2 separate regions of the Homo sapiens genome follow, and region 2 is linked to region 1. Evidence: read pairs that join two places in POLR2A ChIA-PET (ENCODE). Cell type or tissue: MCF 10A. All regions are shown on one strand.

Region 1 (8,000 bases):
CAGGAGGCTGAGGCACGAGAATCGCTTGAACCCAGGAGGCAGAGGTTACAGTGAGCCGAGATCACGTCACTGCACTCCAGCCTGGGCAACAGAGATAGACTCTGTCTCCAAAAAAAAAAAAAAAAAAAAAGTTAGGATGGTAAATTTAATGTTATGTATACTTTTCCACAATTGTTAATTAATTTTTTAAAGTGCAGCTTCTGATGGCACACGTATCTCTCCCTCTTCTTTGTCTCCAGAAGATGAGAGGGAGCATGAGACAGCAGATAGGATGCGTCATCTTATTGCATTTATTTCTGTAGACCATGCATTGAGGCTGTCTGACCTTCAATTATTCATTAAACAAATATTTACTGAGTTGAGTACGTACTACATGCCAAGCATTGTTCTAGAGGCTGGAGTTACAGCAGTGAACAGAAAAAGATCTCCCCAGTTCCCTAGTCACAGGGATCTCACCTTCTAGCAGGTGGAGAAAAACAATAAGTAAATAAGCAAGTAAGATATATGGTATTTATATGGCAATAAGAGCTATGGAGAAAAATAAAGCAAAGAAGGAGGAAGAAGAAGAGTGTTTCAGGGTTGTATTTTTAAATAAGGTGGTCAGGGGAGACCTCACTGAGAGGATGGTATTTGAGTAAGACTTGAATGAGATTAGGGAGTTAGCTATTTAGGTATCTGCAGGAAGAGTGTTTCAGACAAAATAAAAAGTCAGTGCAAAGGCCCTGAGGCAGAAACATGAATGGGGTGTTTAAGGAAAAGCAAAGGGGCCATTGTGGCTGAAAAGGTAAGCAGCAGCAGAGAGACAGTCTAAGAAGAGGTTAGAAACATCACAGAAGCAGCCCAGATCATGAAGGTTGAGACGGAGTCTCGCTCTGTCACCTAGGCTGGAGTGCAGTGGCACAATCTCGGCTCACTGCAACTTCTGCCTCCTGGGTTCCAGTGATTCTTCTGCTATACCTCCCGAGTAACTGGGACTACAGGCACCCACCACCATGCCCAGCTAGGTTTTATTATTATTATTAGTAGTAGTAGTAGAGACAGCGTTTCACCATGTTGGCCAGGCTGGTCTCAAACTCCTAACCTCAAGTGATCTGCCCACCTCAGCCTTCAAAAGTGCTGGGATTACAGGCGTGAGCCACCCTGCCTGGCCCCATTATTTGTAAGAGTTTGACTCATACTCTGAGACAGTAACTAGAGGAATGATATGATCCAACTTCCATGTTAAAAGGATCACCAGGGGTTGGAGGCGGGGGTGTCAAGGGCAGGATCAGGAAGACTAGTAGGACTGCAATACTCCAGGCAAGAGATGCTGAGAGCTCAGCCCAAGCAGGTAGCTATGGAGGTGGTAAGATGTGGGCAGATTCTGGGTATATTTTGAAGATAGGGCCAACAGGATTTACTGAGAGACTGGAGGTAAGGCTCCACAGAAAGAGAAATAAGAGAAACATTAAAGATGACCGTATCGGTTTCCTGGGGCTGCTGTAACACATCACCACAAACTTGGCGGCTTAAAACAACAGAAATTTATTCTCTCACAGTTCTAAGGCCAGGAAGTCTGAGATTAAGGGGTTCTTGCTTCCAGGGGCTCTAGAGCAGCAGTCCTCATCCTTCCGGGGCCGGTTTTGTGGAAGACCATGTTTCCACGGACAGGGGCAGGAGTGCCGGGGGAGAGAGGCAGCAGGGTGGTGGGTGTGTGTGTGGATGGTTTCGGGATGAAACTGCTCCACCTCAGATCATCAAGGATTAGTTAGATTCTCATAAGAGCACGCAACCTAGATCCCTCACGTGTGTGGTTCACAATAGGGTTTGCATTCCCATGAGAATCTAATGGCACTGCTCTGACAGGAGGTGGAGCTCAGGTGGCAATGCTCATGGGGCCGCTCACCTCCTGCTGTGTGGCCCAGTTCCCAACAGGCCATGGACCAGTACCATCGCAGCCCAGAGGTTGCAGACCCCTGCTGTAGAGGATATTCTATTCCTTGTCTCTTCCAGCTTCTGGTGGATCCAGGCGTTCCTTGGCTTGGGGTTACATGACTCTAGTCTCTGCCTTCTCCTCTTTTCTGTGTCACCTGTCCCTTGTAAGGACAACTGTCATTGGATTTAGGACCCACCCAGATAATCCAGGATGATTCCACCATGAAATCCTTAACTTCATTAAATCTGCAAAGACCCTTTTTCTGGCTTACACAAAAATGCTTCTGGTTGTTTTAAAAGATAAACCAGTTTTGTTTAACTTTGTTTACTGCAGGCACTAGAAGTGCAATTGGCCCTCTTGAAATTTGGGATTATTTAAAAATAAAGGCTGGGAGCAGTGGCTTATGCCTGAAATCCCAGCACTTTGGGAGGCCAAGGCAAGTGGGTCACCTGAGATCAGGAGTTCAAGACCAGCCATGGCCAACATGGCAAAACCCAGTCTCTACTAAAAATACAAAAATTAGCCAGATGTGGTGGCAGTTGCCTATAATCCCAGCTACTTGGGAAGCTGAGGCAGGAGAATTGCTTGAACCTGGGAGGCAGAGGTTGCAGTGAGCTGAGATCGCACCATTGCACTCCAGCCTGGGTGACAGTGAGACTCCGTCTCAAAAAAAAAAGATCCTTTTTCCAAATCAGGTCACATTCTCAGGGCCTGGCGTTAGGATGTGGACATACCTTTTTGTGAGCCATGATTCAACTCACTACAGTGACTCTTATTTTAATCTGAGCAACTGTAAAGATGAACTTGCCATTAACTGAGATGGAGAAGAATGCCAGTTTGGGAGAGAAGTCCAGGAGCTCGGTGCTGGACATGTCAGGGTTGAGATGCTTGTCTGACATCCAGTGGAGCTGATGAGTGGGCAGCTGGGTGAATAAGCCTGAAGCTTGGGACAGAAGTATGGGTTGGAGATGGAAATACGAAGGTTCCCAGATGTGGACAGCATCTAAAGCCACGGACCCATGGTCTCAACCAGGGGAGGAGTGTGGACAGAGGAGAAAAACATCAGGGACTGAGCCCTGGGGCACACCAGGATTCAGAGGACCCAGCCAAGAGACTGAGAAGGAGCAGCCGGGGAGAGAGGAGGCAAAACAGCAGAGTGTGAGGTCCTAGAAGGCAAGGGAGGGAACTGCTTTAAGGAGAAAGGAGTGATCAACTCACAGTAGCAAATTTTCAGAACTGGGCATTCAAGTAAAAGTTGAAATTTCCTATGCAGTTTCCTGTAACAAGATTGTGCACTTTTCATGTCACTCCCCTCTTATGATGTGGGAAAGGCAGTGACATCTGCTTAAAATCATCACTAATACCCTTATGTTATAATGAAGCATATTTTCAAAGCGTGTCGTTACCATTTTTATCAGCATAGCTTTTCCTTGGTTCCATGTTCTATGTCTACAACTCAGAAGGGAAAGAAAGGCACATGTTTCAGCCCCACATGGGGTCAGGAGAGACTGTTATGACTGAGTCCTGAGCTGCTGTTGCCTGGAGTCACACCATTTTCCTAATTTTTAGTTCCTGCGGTAAAAGTCTTGTCCTTAACAGCAGCGGGGGCTGTGTGAGGAAAATCAATCAGGGAAACTGTTTTAAAAGGTTTTAAATGATTACCAGAGCATAGTATAATCACTTCAGGAACCAAGACAACAATTTGACAAGTGAAAAACTCCCCAAATTCCACTGGCTTGCCTGAAAGCCTGTTACAAAAAAACAAACATCTGACAAATCAATCAATCTAGCTTAAACATCCAAACAGAGGGCTTTGTCACTGAGTGAGGGAGAAGCAGCATGAGATGACTGGGTGGGTTTTCCACCAAATGGACATCCAGAAGAGACAACTTAAATCTTGAGCTGTTTGGGAGGTTTTTAGTGAATGATAATGAATGGTTAAATTAGAGAACTGAGTGCTAAATCCTGAAGAATAAATATGTTTTGTGGAAATTGTTTTTGTGTCTCTGCAGCCAAAATATCTCAGGCTTCACTCATCTGTGACCACAAATGCAATTGCATCAATATTAATATCCAAATCTCTATGACTCACAGCCTCCACCAGCTTGACTTCAAAATCCCCCTCCCTTAAGTGTATTTGGGAATCCTCAGGGTGTGTACTGTATTTATAGTGTCCCTAAACTTGCATGCCTGGCCAAGAAGGGACTCAGCCCCCACCCCAGAGAAGCCTGTCCAAGCTGATGGCCTCTAGTGGCCTCTCTGCCCACCTGGAGTCACTTGTCCACCTGGGTGCCCACAGGGCTGTATCTCACATCTGACGCCTGTGGAGCTGGGACTACTCTGAAACTCCACCTAGGAGACAAGCCTCATCTCCCTTGTGAAGTAAGAACACTCCCTGGCTACTCCCAGTTGGAGGGTTGACAACGAAAGGTCTCTTGAGCCTCAGATGTCACAAGCCTTAGTCACAAGCTCTTTCAATTTAGGCACAAAGCCCTTTTTTTTCTCCCCCAGGCATGAAGTCGTGCTGCCTGGGTGGGAAGCAGTTCTGGAAACAGCCCTCTTGCAGCCGTTCTACTTGAGTCTGCCTCACTGACAGCAGGTTCCTCTCTTCCTCAGAAGGCTTCTTACCTCTCAGATATATCAATAGTTGTGAATAGATTGATGGGAGGAGGCTACCACCTAACTTTACTTTCCAGAATCTCTGAGTCTCCACTGTCTCCAGCTGGGATACTTTTTTTAGAAAGTCTTTTGTCTTTTTTTAAATTTTTCATTGATATGTAATCATTGTACATATTTATGGGGTACAACATGATGTTTCAACACATGCATAAATTACGTAGCGGCCAAATCAGGGTAATTAGCATATCCATAACTTTAAACTTTTATCATTTCTATGTTATGAGAACATTCAAAAACCTCTCTTGTAGATATTTTGAAATATACAATACATTATTGTTCATTCTACCCATCCTACTGTGCAAGAAAAAATTGTATTAAGGATTGAAAATGTTCTGTCTATAATGATAGCCCAGTAGACTATTTTCAATTCTAGCAAAAGACAGAAATTGTAGGGAAATAGAAGCAGCAGTCAAAACCTTTTGGAAGAGATCCTCTGTTCCTGTTCCTCTGCAGGCCTCCATGCTCTCCACCTGAGGGAAACCCATGGCTTGCTTAGAGCAGAGCTGGGGACACCAGTGGGATTATTCCAGCCTTCACCCAGTCTCCAAGAACCCAAGCAAAGAGAGGGACTCTTTAAGTGGAGACCAGAAGTATTTCTTTCTTTACCCCCAACTCCCTCAGATACACACTATTTGGGTTATTTTGCAGAAAGGAAAGGATTCAGCAATCCAGAGCTTTTCAATAATCGGTCAAATTTACAATAGTAGTGTTAATAAGAAGCAATTTAATTTCTTTGAATATTTACTATGTGCCAGGCACTGTGCTAAACATCACACACACACACACACACACACACTCTCTCTCATTTAATCCACACACCAAGATTATGAAGTAGATTTATTATCCCAATTTTGCAGGAAAGTAAATTGAAGTTCAGAGAATTTTCATCGTCAAGACCGCACAGCTGATAAGTGTTGACTTGAGAAGCCCAACCCAGTAGAACTCCAAAGCCTGGGCTTTTAACCCAATACCATATTAGCTCTTCACATTCAGATGTAAATATCAATTCAAACTCTGGCTGGAAAAAGAAAAGCCCTTCACAAAACACTATTTTATTACAAAAAAAAAATTTTTTTAGAGATAGGGTCTCACTATGTTGCCCAGGCTGGTCTTGAACTCCTGGGCTCAAGTGATCCTCCCGCCTTGGCCTCCCGAAGGATTGCAAGCACATGTCACTGAGCCTATACATAAAACACGATTTTATTGAGTTCCTGTGGACATTATTGCAGTTTGGTCTGTGTTCCATGAAGACTAGTGTGAGTGAGAAAAACACACATCCTGGGGCAGATCCTTGCAAGTTGTGATGCTAGGAGGCCTTAGGAGATCTCATTTCCCTGAAGCCTCCATATCTCCAATGACTGAAAAACGTGAAGTTGCTTGGCGTACAACTCTCTAGGGAGAGCCATGTATGGTGCAGAGCTCTTCCCAAAAGTCTGGAGGCTCTGGTTTTACTTGATTCAGTGGCTGTGTGTCCTCAGAAAAGTGTTGGTGCCTCCCAAGGCTTCCTCACCCCATATCTAGAAGACCAGGCTGAGGCAGCAGGTGAGGTAATGCTCCCACCACCCGCCCTGAGGGAATGTGCAGGAGATTGGGCGAGGCTGCTGAGAGAAATGTTCTATATTGCCAGAGGATAATGCTTTTTATTATTTCAGAAACCAATGAGTTTTGTCTCTCAGGCTATCACTCTGCTTCTGTTCATCACCAAGTAATTTCACTAAAAATGAACTCAGAAATGAAAAATAAAATGGCCATTAAAAATTTTATTACTGTACATGCCCAGTGGCTATTTTAAAATAAAATCCCTTTGAAATTTTATTATTTACATTTTTTCCATCAAATGGTTGGGATTGTTTGATGGATTAAATGAAACTCCACTTTCGAATTATGTTGCTTTTTAACTGCCAAAAAAATGAGGTATTCGTTTTTAGCTCTGCTTCTCATCCAAAAGGAACATCAAATTCAAGTCTAGAGAAAAGCAGTTGTGACGATTTCCTCCTTTTCTACAACATAATTGTATAAGAATTTTAAATAAATCAGTTCAGTTATTAACCTTCAAGAAATGAGGCAAATGTTAAAAACTAGGATGGCAACCAAGACTCACAAGCACCTGGAATCCTTGCAGGAACTGTATGTTGAAGGTTTGTGATAAAATGCACCGACAGAACCAATTCATTTGCATCGCATTTTATAGGATACTAAGTAGAAAAGCTAGTGTCATAATTTTATTATCCTTGTCCCTCATGCATTCTGCATTATGAATTAATGTAGTAATGCAGCATTGAAATCAGCCTGAAAGGAGTAAACATGAAGCTCAGAGCATCTTACTCTAAGGTACATCAATTCTGTCAACTAAAATTTACATCGTTGTGTTATCTCACTCTCTTGCCATAACCTAATGACATCAGAGGCACTGAATCTGGAAACCCTGAAGTGACAGGACTTGCCTCTGTGCTGCATGTAATACTTAGGAGAAGTAAAAAACTGGAAAGAAAACCCACCCCTTGGGAAATGGACAGCCAATGGGAGATTGCTTTGGTGATGTCATGCCTTTTCTCTCTGGTGTGTCCTTGGTTAAATAGAAACAAAGATAACAGTAATGTGCTCCAAGAGTTTGTGAATTCCTTCTGCCTGAGCAACTCCTAGCACTTTGCAGTCATCTCATTGATCTCAGGAGGTGAACATGATCACTATTTAGAGAATGGCAAGGCTTTAAGACGTGGCAACAGGCGAAAGCCCAAAACGACAGATGGGCCATAGCTGCCTCAGAACAGCAACATGACTCTCTCTGTCCCTAGGGTATGCCAGTCTCCCTGGGATGGGTGGCATTACCTGCATTTTTCAGTGATGGTGGGCAAGGACCACTCCAGCTAACAGAGGTGGTGGCGACCCTCCAAGAGTGAAGATGGGCTCCAGGGCATGGCTCTAGCATCTAGTTTCACTACCTCCAGTCTCTCCCACCTGAGCCATTCCAGCCTACCTCCAACAAAGCACAACACTGACCACATCTCTCTCCTGCTACAAATACAGTTCTGGCATCATCGCTGCAATCTTGTCTTTGCAAATTTAGTACCAGCTATTCTCTACCCACACTCCTGCTCCAGCCCAGCCCGACTATTCCCTCACTCACACCTGCGCTTTCCCACCTCTGAGCCTTTTTCACACTGTTCTCTCTGCCTGCAGTGCTCTTCTCTCTCATTTGTATACCAAGTCCTATCCAGTTTCCATGTGACACCATCTTTAATGTGTGTCCCCATCCACTTTTTCCTCCAAGGGAAAAAAACCTCTCTTTAGTCTAAAGATGTAAAAAGGTGCAGGATATGGTGTAGTGGTGCTCAAATATTTTTGCTTGTATATTCCTCAAATAATTTTCTTGTAAGACCAGAAATGTGTAAGGAGACCAAAATAT
Region 2 (8,000 bases), 110 kb after region 1:
TTGTGGGGCCTAGAATAATGAAAGGTAGTGAGAGAGTACATTCAATCTGAGATGAAAAGATCTGGACTCAAGCCCTTGCTCTATTACCTATGATCTTTGTGCTCTTTAACCATCCTCCCCCTTTATAGATTAATCAAATAAGACTTGCCTCGTCTATTTCACAGGCTTGTTTCAGATACAGTGCAGATGACCCTAGTGGCAGATACTGTGGATTGCCTACCCAAAAGACATTCACAAGCCATTTTCCCCTTGTCTTCCTGTGCCTAAAATAATTACATTCCAAGGATCTCTTGCAGCTAAGGCTGGCCACCAGATTCAGTTTTGGCCAACGAGAGGTCAGGCAAGGGAGGCAGGCAGTCACTGAGTGAGCCTCCAGAAAAGTTATGTACAAGAAGTAGAGTCCATTGGCATGCTGCCTTCATTGCTTACCCTCCAACCCACTTTTCACAAAGTAATCAGAGTAATGTAAAACAGTAAAGCAGCCAGCCGCAGTGGCTTACACCTGTAATTTCAGCACTCTGGGAGGCCAAGGTGGGTGGATCACTTGAGCCCAGGAGTTCGAGACCAGCCTGGGAAACATAGCAAAACCCCATCTCTACAAAAAATACAAAAAGTAGCCAGGCCTGGTGGTGCATGCCTGTAGTCCCAGCTACTCGAGAGGCTGAGGTGAGAGGATCACTTAAGCACAGGAAGGCAAGGCTGCAGTGAGCTGGGATTGTGCCACTGCACTCCAGCCTTAGGCAACAGAGTGAGACCCTGTCTCAAAAAAAAAAAAAAAATAGTAAAGTACATCTTGCCATCACCCTGCTGAAACACTTCAATGGCTTTCCATTGCAGCTAGAATAAAATCCAAGCTATTTACAATGGACTGGCTCCTGCTCCCTCTCCAGTATCATTCAGTCCGTTCTCCCCCACCCACTGTACTCCAGCCAGACCTTCTGTTCCTCAAACTTGCCAAGCGTTTTCCTGGATCCAGGCCTTTATACCTGCTGATTACTCTGCCTGTTTGCCTCTAGCTCTTTGCATAGCTTCTCTCTGTCACCCTTCAGCCCTTGACTCACACCGCCCTCATCAGAGGTGCCCTCCTTGACCGTCATGTCTCAGAAGGCCTCCTCAACTTATCTGCTGTCTTACCACCCAAATTGTTTCATTGTTATCCCTAATCCACAGTTATTTTGTGTATTTGTTATTCCTCTGTCTTCTAACACTGTAACATAAGCATCACTGGGGAACAGCCTTTGCCTGTCTTGTTTATTGCTACATCCTTAGTCCCTTACACAGTGCCTGAAACATAAGGGATGCTTGTTTAATATTTATAAAATAAAAGAATGAACTTTCCCTATGAATCTCCATCTCCTAATTTATTCCTCTTCATCAAAGGAAATGCAAGGCTAAACATGAGTGCATAATGGGAATAACAAGTGTTAACACAGGATTTGTGTGATGAGTGGATGACTTCCAGGAAAAAGCAATCAGAGGAGCCAATTTGGTGGTAAAAAAGGAAAGAAAGAAAAAGGAAGGAAGGAAAGGAAGGAAGGAAGGAAGAAAGAAAAAGAAAGAAAGAGAGAAAGAGAAAGAAAGAGGGAGGGAGGGAAGGGGGCAATTGTGATTGGATGAGAGCAGAAAGTAGCGGAAAATGCTGTGTCTGCATTGTCAACCAATAGCAATTTGGATTGCCACAGCTACAGACACCTCAGGAGGTCTTGGAAGAAGGCATGGGGAGGAGAAGGCAGCCTAATCAAGGTGACATACCTGCTTCCTGCAAATTCAAAATCACATGCTGGGGTGAGGTGGCTCTCACTGTCCATATGAATTTCCATTTCTTTTCACTTCCTTTCTTTACCCACCTTCTCTATTCTGCCTCCGCCTGCTACAATTCATCTCCTTTAAGGTTCCCTGTATTGGATAAATTTTAACCCAAGCATTAGGCAGCACACGTTTCTGAGAGGAGCAGAGGCTGCAGAATCAGACAAGCCTGGCTTTAAATTCTTGCTGTATTCCATTGCTCTATTCCTTCTAGCAATATTATTTTAGTAAAGTTAACTTCTCTAAGAGAAGCAATAATACCTGTCTCATAAAGGTTATTGTGAAGATTAAATGAGATACTACATTAAGAACTTGCCCCAGTATGGAGCAGAGTAATAAAGTTATATAACTTCAAAACAAGCAGGGTGAGGCTGGGGAGGAGAGGGGTGGTTAATAAGAAAAAGAAAAAAAAACAGTATTTGTTAAAAACCTACAGGAGACATCATATTTAATGGTGAAATGTCAAAAGCATTCTACTTTAGATAAAGAACAAGACATGGATGTCAGCTGTCACCTCTCTCATTTAATAACATGCTGGACATCTTGCCCAGTGCAATAAAACAAGAGAAATGTAAAAAATTTATAGGAGGTGGAAAGAATGAAAAAAACTATTTTTATTTGAAGGTGATATAATTTTTGTAGAACACCAAAAAGAATCTCCAATAATTAGGATTAATAAATGTTTCACTTGGTTCTTCAATCCAAAATTAATATATAAAAATTGGCCAGGTACAGTGGCTCACACCTGTAATCCCAGCACTTTGGGAAGACAAGACAAGAGAATCGCTTGAGGCCAGGAGATCCAGACCAGCCTGGCCAACATGGTGAAACCCTATCTCTACTAAAAACACAAAAATTAGCCGGGCATGGTGGCACACACCTGTAATCTCAGCTACTCGGGAGGCTGAGGCACAAGAATCGCTTGAACACTGCAGAGATCGTACGTAGTGAGACGAGACAAGATCACACCACTGTACTCTGGCCTGGGCGACAGAGCAAAACTGTCTCAAAAAAAAGAATTCAATCAATCAAACCCTTTAAGAAGAAAATTATAAAACTTCACTGAAAGACATTAAAGAGGCAGGGGATGGTGGCTCATACCTCTAACCCCAACACTTTGGGAGGCAGAGGTGGGAGGATTGTTTGAGCCCAGGAGTTTGCAACCAGCCTGGGCAATATAGCAAGACCCTGTTTCTACAAAAAGTAAAAAAAAAAAATTAGCCAGTCATGGTGGGGTGCACTGATAGTCCCAGCTACTTGGAATGCTAAGCCAGGAAGATTACTTGAGCCCAGGAGTTCAAGTCTGCAATAAGCTATGATTAGGCCACTGCACTTGACAGAGTGAGATCCTGTCTCAAAAAGAAAGAAAGACTTAAAGAAAACCTAAATAAATGGAAAGATTTACCATATTCTTGGCCAGGAAAACTCAATATTGTTAAGATATTGATTCTCCTAAGTGGACTGATAAATTCAAAGCGTTCCAATCAAAATCCCAACATTGTTTTTTATTTGATGAGTTAAATCTAAAATTTAGGTAAACAACAAAGGCCCCAGAATTACCAAAACTGTGGATGAAGAGCAAGATGTGGGACTTGACCTACCAAATATCAAGATAGAAAGCTTTAGGAATTAAGGACGTGTAGTACCAGCCCAGAAACAGACAAATAGGCCAATTAAATGAAATAGCCCAGAAACAGACCCAGGCATATATGGAGCCTTCATTGATAATAGAATGGTCACTATCGTTCAATAGGGAAAAAGTGGGTGACTTAATAAATGGTGTCAGGACAATTAGATATTCATATAAAAAATATAAAATTAGATCCTCAATTCATACTATATAAAAATCAACTATATGTGGATTAAAGACTTCATTTTTTTAATGTGAAAAATACAGCTATAGAACATTTAGAATAACATATAGATGGAACAGTTTTTTTACTTCAGAGTAAGAAAAATGTTATTAAACAAGACACAAAAGCACACACCATAAATAAAATTATCAATAAATTCAGTTGTATTAAAATTAAGAACATCTGTTCTGGCCAGTTGTGGTGGCTCACGCCTGTAATCCCAGCACTTTGGGAGGCTGAGGCAGGTGGATCACCTGAGGTCAGGAGTTCGACACCAGCCTGGCCAACATGGAGAAACCCCATCTCTACTAAAAATACAAAAACTATCTAGGTATGGTGGCGGGCATCTGTAATCCCAGCTACTTGGGAGGCTGAGGCAGGAGAATCGCTTGAACCCAGGAGGCTGAGGTTGCAGTGAGACAAGATCGCACCACTGCACTCCAGCCTGGGCAACAGAGTGAGACTCCGTCTCAAAAAAAAAAAAAAAAAAATCCGTTCTTTGAAAGACACTGTAAAAAGAGTGAAGAGACAATCTATAAATGGAGAGAAGATATTTGCCTCACATATGATCGGCGAAGGAATCATATCCAGAACATATAGAACTTTTACAAATCAGTAAGAAAAAGACAAAGAACCCAACAGAAAAATAAAAGACCTGACAAGAAATTCAAGAAAACAAAGACATTACCAGAATTTAACAAATAAATGAAAAGTTGCTCATTAGTAAACAGAAAAATACAAACTAAAATCATTAGAATCCATTTTACTCTCACTAGATTAACAAAACATCATTTAGTTGGATAATAACAAGTGTTGTGAAGTCCTGCCTCAGGACCTTTGCACATGCTGCCTGCTTGAGCTGGAATACTCTACCTTTACATCTTAGCAGGGCTTGTTCCTTCACTTCATTCAGATCTGGTTCAGTTGTTACCCTACTAAGAGGCTTTTTCTGACCATAATATCCAAATAATGCCCTTCAGCCTCCAACATTCTGTAGCCTGTTACCTGCTTTATTATCATTTTCAAAGCACTTGTTAACATTTTGCTACATTTATTCTCTGTGTGTGTGTGTGTGTGTGTGTATGTACACATAAGGATTCACACACATTTGTTATTATTATTTTGCAGAACCTTTTGAAAGTAGGTAGCTGACATACTAAGTGATTTTCAGATGGCGAACACTTTGGGGAAAAGGATGATTATGTAGAAAACAAATAACATTCAAATAGAGCATACTGACTGTGAAGAGGTGGAGATTATTATAAATCTTCAAGACTACTGTAAGCAGAATTAAGGAAATTAGATCCCCCTCACCGTATAGTTATTGTTATTTTGCAGAACATACTAAAAGCAGGTTGTTGACATCAGGACACTTCACCCCTAAATACTTCCATATGTATCTCCTAAGATTCTCCCACTTAACCTCAATACTATTATCACAAGTAAGACAATTGACAATCATTCCCTAATACCATCTAACACGCAGCCAGTATTCAAATTTCCAAGTACTCCTTTTAGAGGTCATAATCATATCAATTATATTGAAATGCACCCATGGTACCCTAAGGTTTTTCAGAAAATTTTTTAAAAGATAATTTTACTTCTGAAATAATTTAGCTACAATCAAACCACTTAATTTGCAATCAGTTATAGTTTCTTAGCAAGCATAGTACATGCTTGGGAACTCTTTTGAAGGAAAATAATCTAATCCACTTTGTTGGATTGAAGGACAATAATCTAATCCAATTGTTTTCAAATATAATTACATTATATTTTTATGAATACTAACATTTTATCAACTACTAATGTTAGCATTAATTTTTAGTTTGCAGATATTTAATTAAATGCTCTTTAGTTCTGTTTTATTCATTTTTATTTTCATATTTTGGGGTCAATTCTTTTTTTTTTCAGGTCTCAAAAATTTTTATAGGCCATCTGAAAGCTCCTTGGTCCTAGGCATGGTACAGAAGCTGCCTGTAGAGGCCTTGCTGAGGACAGGAGATAGCTTTCAGTGCATGGCGTCTGAAATAGAAACTGACTTAAACCCAGCACTTTCTCCCCACTAAGGCAGCTTCTGTGGTTCAAGTTCTAAAAACTGGATGGGCAGTGAGAAGTCCTGAGGCTCAGAGGGGAAGAAAGAGAGAAAGGTGAAAGCGGTTTCTGGGAGACATCGCTTTTCTGCCTGTGTAGCTTTTTAATGTGTCATTCATGGTGGAAATTGTCTTTGAGAAGGTAACAGGACATCTTCTGAGCAAAACTGGTCAGAAACTCCAGATTGAGGCACGTCGTTTGGAGAATCTGTTGACTTGTTTTGTTTTGTTTTGTTTCTGCTAAGGAGTATATCTGAAATTGAGGGTATTTAATTAGAAATCATTCAAGGCCATATAAGGTTCTGGCTGCAGTAAATTGGGGATAATGAGAGATAATACAAAATACACTAGGAAGTACAGAAGTTTGTATTAGAAACTAGTTTGTCAATTGCAGAATGAAGTCCTCCTTATGTTTCTAAGAGGATTTAATTGGTATAAGTCAATCTGATAATAAGTAAGTGTCTTAAGGCTTAAAAGGGAGCAGGTATTGTTATCATCCCCACTTTGCAGGTGAAAAACTGAGGCTGAGAGAGAGTTTCAGCTGTTTGTAGGAGTCTTGGCTGAGATGCAGCTGGCAGAACTGGATCTTGTTTGCTATCATGATACAAGAGAAAGAGATGAGGAATTCAGTATTTTAAGTTCATTGTATTTTTTAAATTCAGAAATGCAGATTTGTTTTCTTTTTCTTTTTCTTTTTTTTTTTTTTTTTTTTTGAGACAGAGTCTTGCTCTGTCACCCAGGCTGGAATGCAGAGGCACGATCTTGGCTCACTGCAACCTCTGACTCCCTGGTTCAAGCTATTCTCCTGCCTCAGCCTCCTGAGTAGCTGGGATTACAGGCACGCACCACCACACCCACCTAATTTTTGTATTTTTAGTAGAGATGAGGTTTCATCATGTTGGCCAGGATGGTCTCAATCTCCTGACCTCGTGATCCGCCCGCCTCAGCCTCCCAAATGCAGCTTTGTTTTCTTAAGCATAGCAGAGACATTACAAGCAAAGTGACTTTTAATTTTTTACTATCATGTAACAAAACTCTCAGAAGACACATATTCTAGGCAAAGTCTTAGTGCAATTTGGCCATAGCACCATGCTAGGCATAAATTGCTCATTTTCACAAACCATGACTCACCCATCATGTCAGGAACATTTTCCTCTTGTAAAGCTCTTGGAGCCAAATTGTTAAAGAATCAAGAGGAACACTTCAGGATATGAGTGATTTTCAAATGGAAAACACTTTGGGGAAGAGAATTATTTTGTAGGAAACAAGTGACATTCAGTTACAAGATACTAACCACAAAGATGTGGAGACTATTCAACCTAATGAAGGCCACTATAAGCAGAATTAACAAGGCTAGGTGCTCCTTTTCCCCACAAGAATACTCTAGGGGGACTGGAGCAAAGGGAAGATGCTTAGTATAATATAAATCCTCAAGCAGTGGCTCCTGTCTCTGCCTCTTCCCATGCAGCAAAGAGGCCATGAAGCCATGGAGCCACAAAGCTGAAGAAGACACAACTGTCCCTCCGTAAAGGGCTGTTGTACAGACCACTGACACTCTTTAGATCACACCCTTGTCAGAAAAAGTGTTTCAGCAAGCACTTCCAATGCATGTTCATTGGTTCACCGAAAATTATAATCACAAACCATACTAGCTAGTAGATTAAGAAACATTTACAAAATAGAAATTTAAAAGGATGAGGATGAAATAAATAATTTTTAAAATAATTTGTATTTCTTTTCACTTACCAGTCAAAAAAAAAAACCTGTTTATTCACAGATACCCAGCCTATTTTATTGATAATATTTTCTTTTTCTTTTTTTTGAGGCAGAGTCTCACTCTGTTGCCCAGGCTGGAGTGCAGTGGCACTATCTCAGCTCACTGCAACCTCTGCTTCCCGGGTTCAAGCGATTCTCCTGCCTCAGCCTCCCGAGTAGCTGGGATTACAGGCATGTGCCATCATGCCTGGCTAATTTTTGTATTTTTAGTAGAGACGGGGTTTCACCATGTTGGCCAGGCTGGTCTTGAACTCCAGACCTCAGGTGGTCCTCCCACCTCGGCCTCCCAAAATGCTGGGATGACAGGCGTGAGCCAGTGCACCCCTGCACCCATCCAATAATATTTTTCAAAGTCATTTTTTGAAATTAAATATGCTTCATTATTTTGAAAGTTTTGATTTACTACTTCATGATGAAGCAAGGTGAAGGTTGTTTCTAAATGCAGTTTATGTTGATGCTTGCATTTAATAACTAT

The links. ChIA-PET counts read pairs that join two places held together with the same protein. Peaks named below come from ENCODE experiments on the same cell type or tissue, not always from the same donor. Only the 100,000 strongest peaks of a DNase experiment are listed, where the experiment ranks them.
Region 2: POLR2A ChIA-PET joins it to region 1 with 5 read pairs; 2 of 35 experiments call an interaction of 5 or more read pairs at or near these places.

What each region holds. Positions count from the first base shown.
Region 1 is chr4:139,592,515-139,600,514 of GRCh38, reverse strand. It overlaps LOC105377622 (a long non-coding RNA gene), which reads left to right. Exons shown (of 6, transcript NR_171655.1): 6 at 1-3,907. Among named protein-coding and RNA genes, the nearest start is that of QKILA, 27 kb to the left of the region's middle. In MCF 10A, no CTCF peak of the experiment used is centred here; DNase peaks (open chromatin) are centred at 304, 4,014 and 4,334.
Region 2 is chr4:139,486,320-139,494,319 of GRCh38, reverse strand. It overlaps a transcript of SETD7 not described here. Among named protein-coding and RNA genes, the nearest start is that of RAB33B, 36 kb to the right of the region's middle. In MCF 10A, no CTCF peak of the experiment used is centred here; no DNase peak of the experiment used is centred here.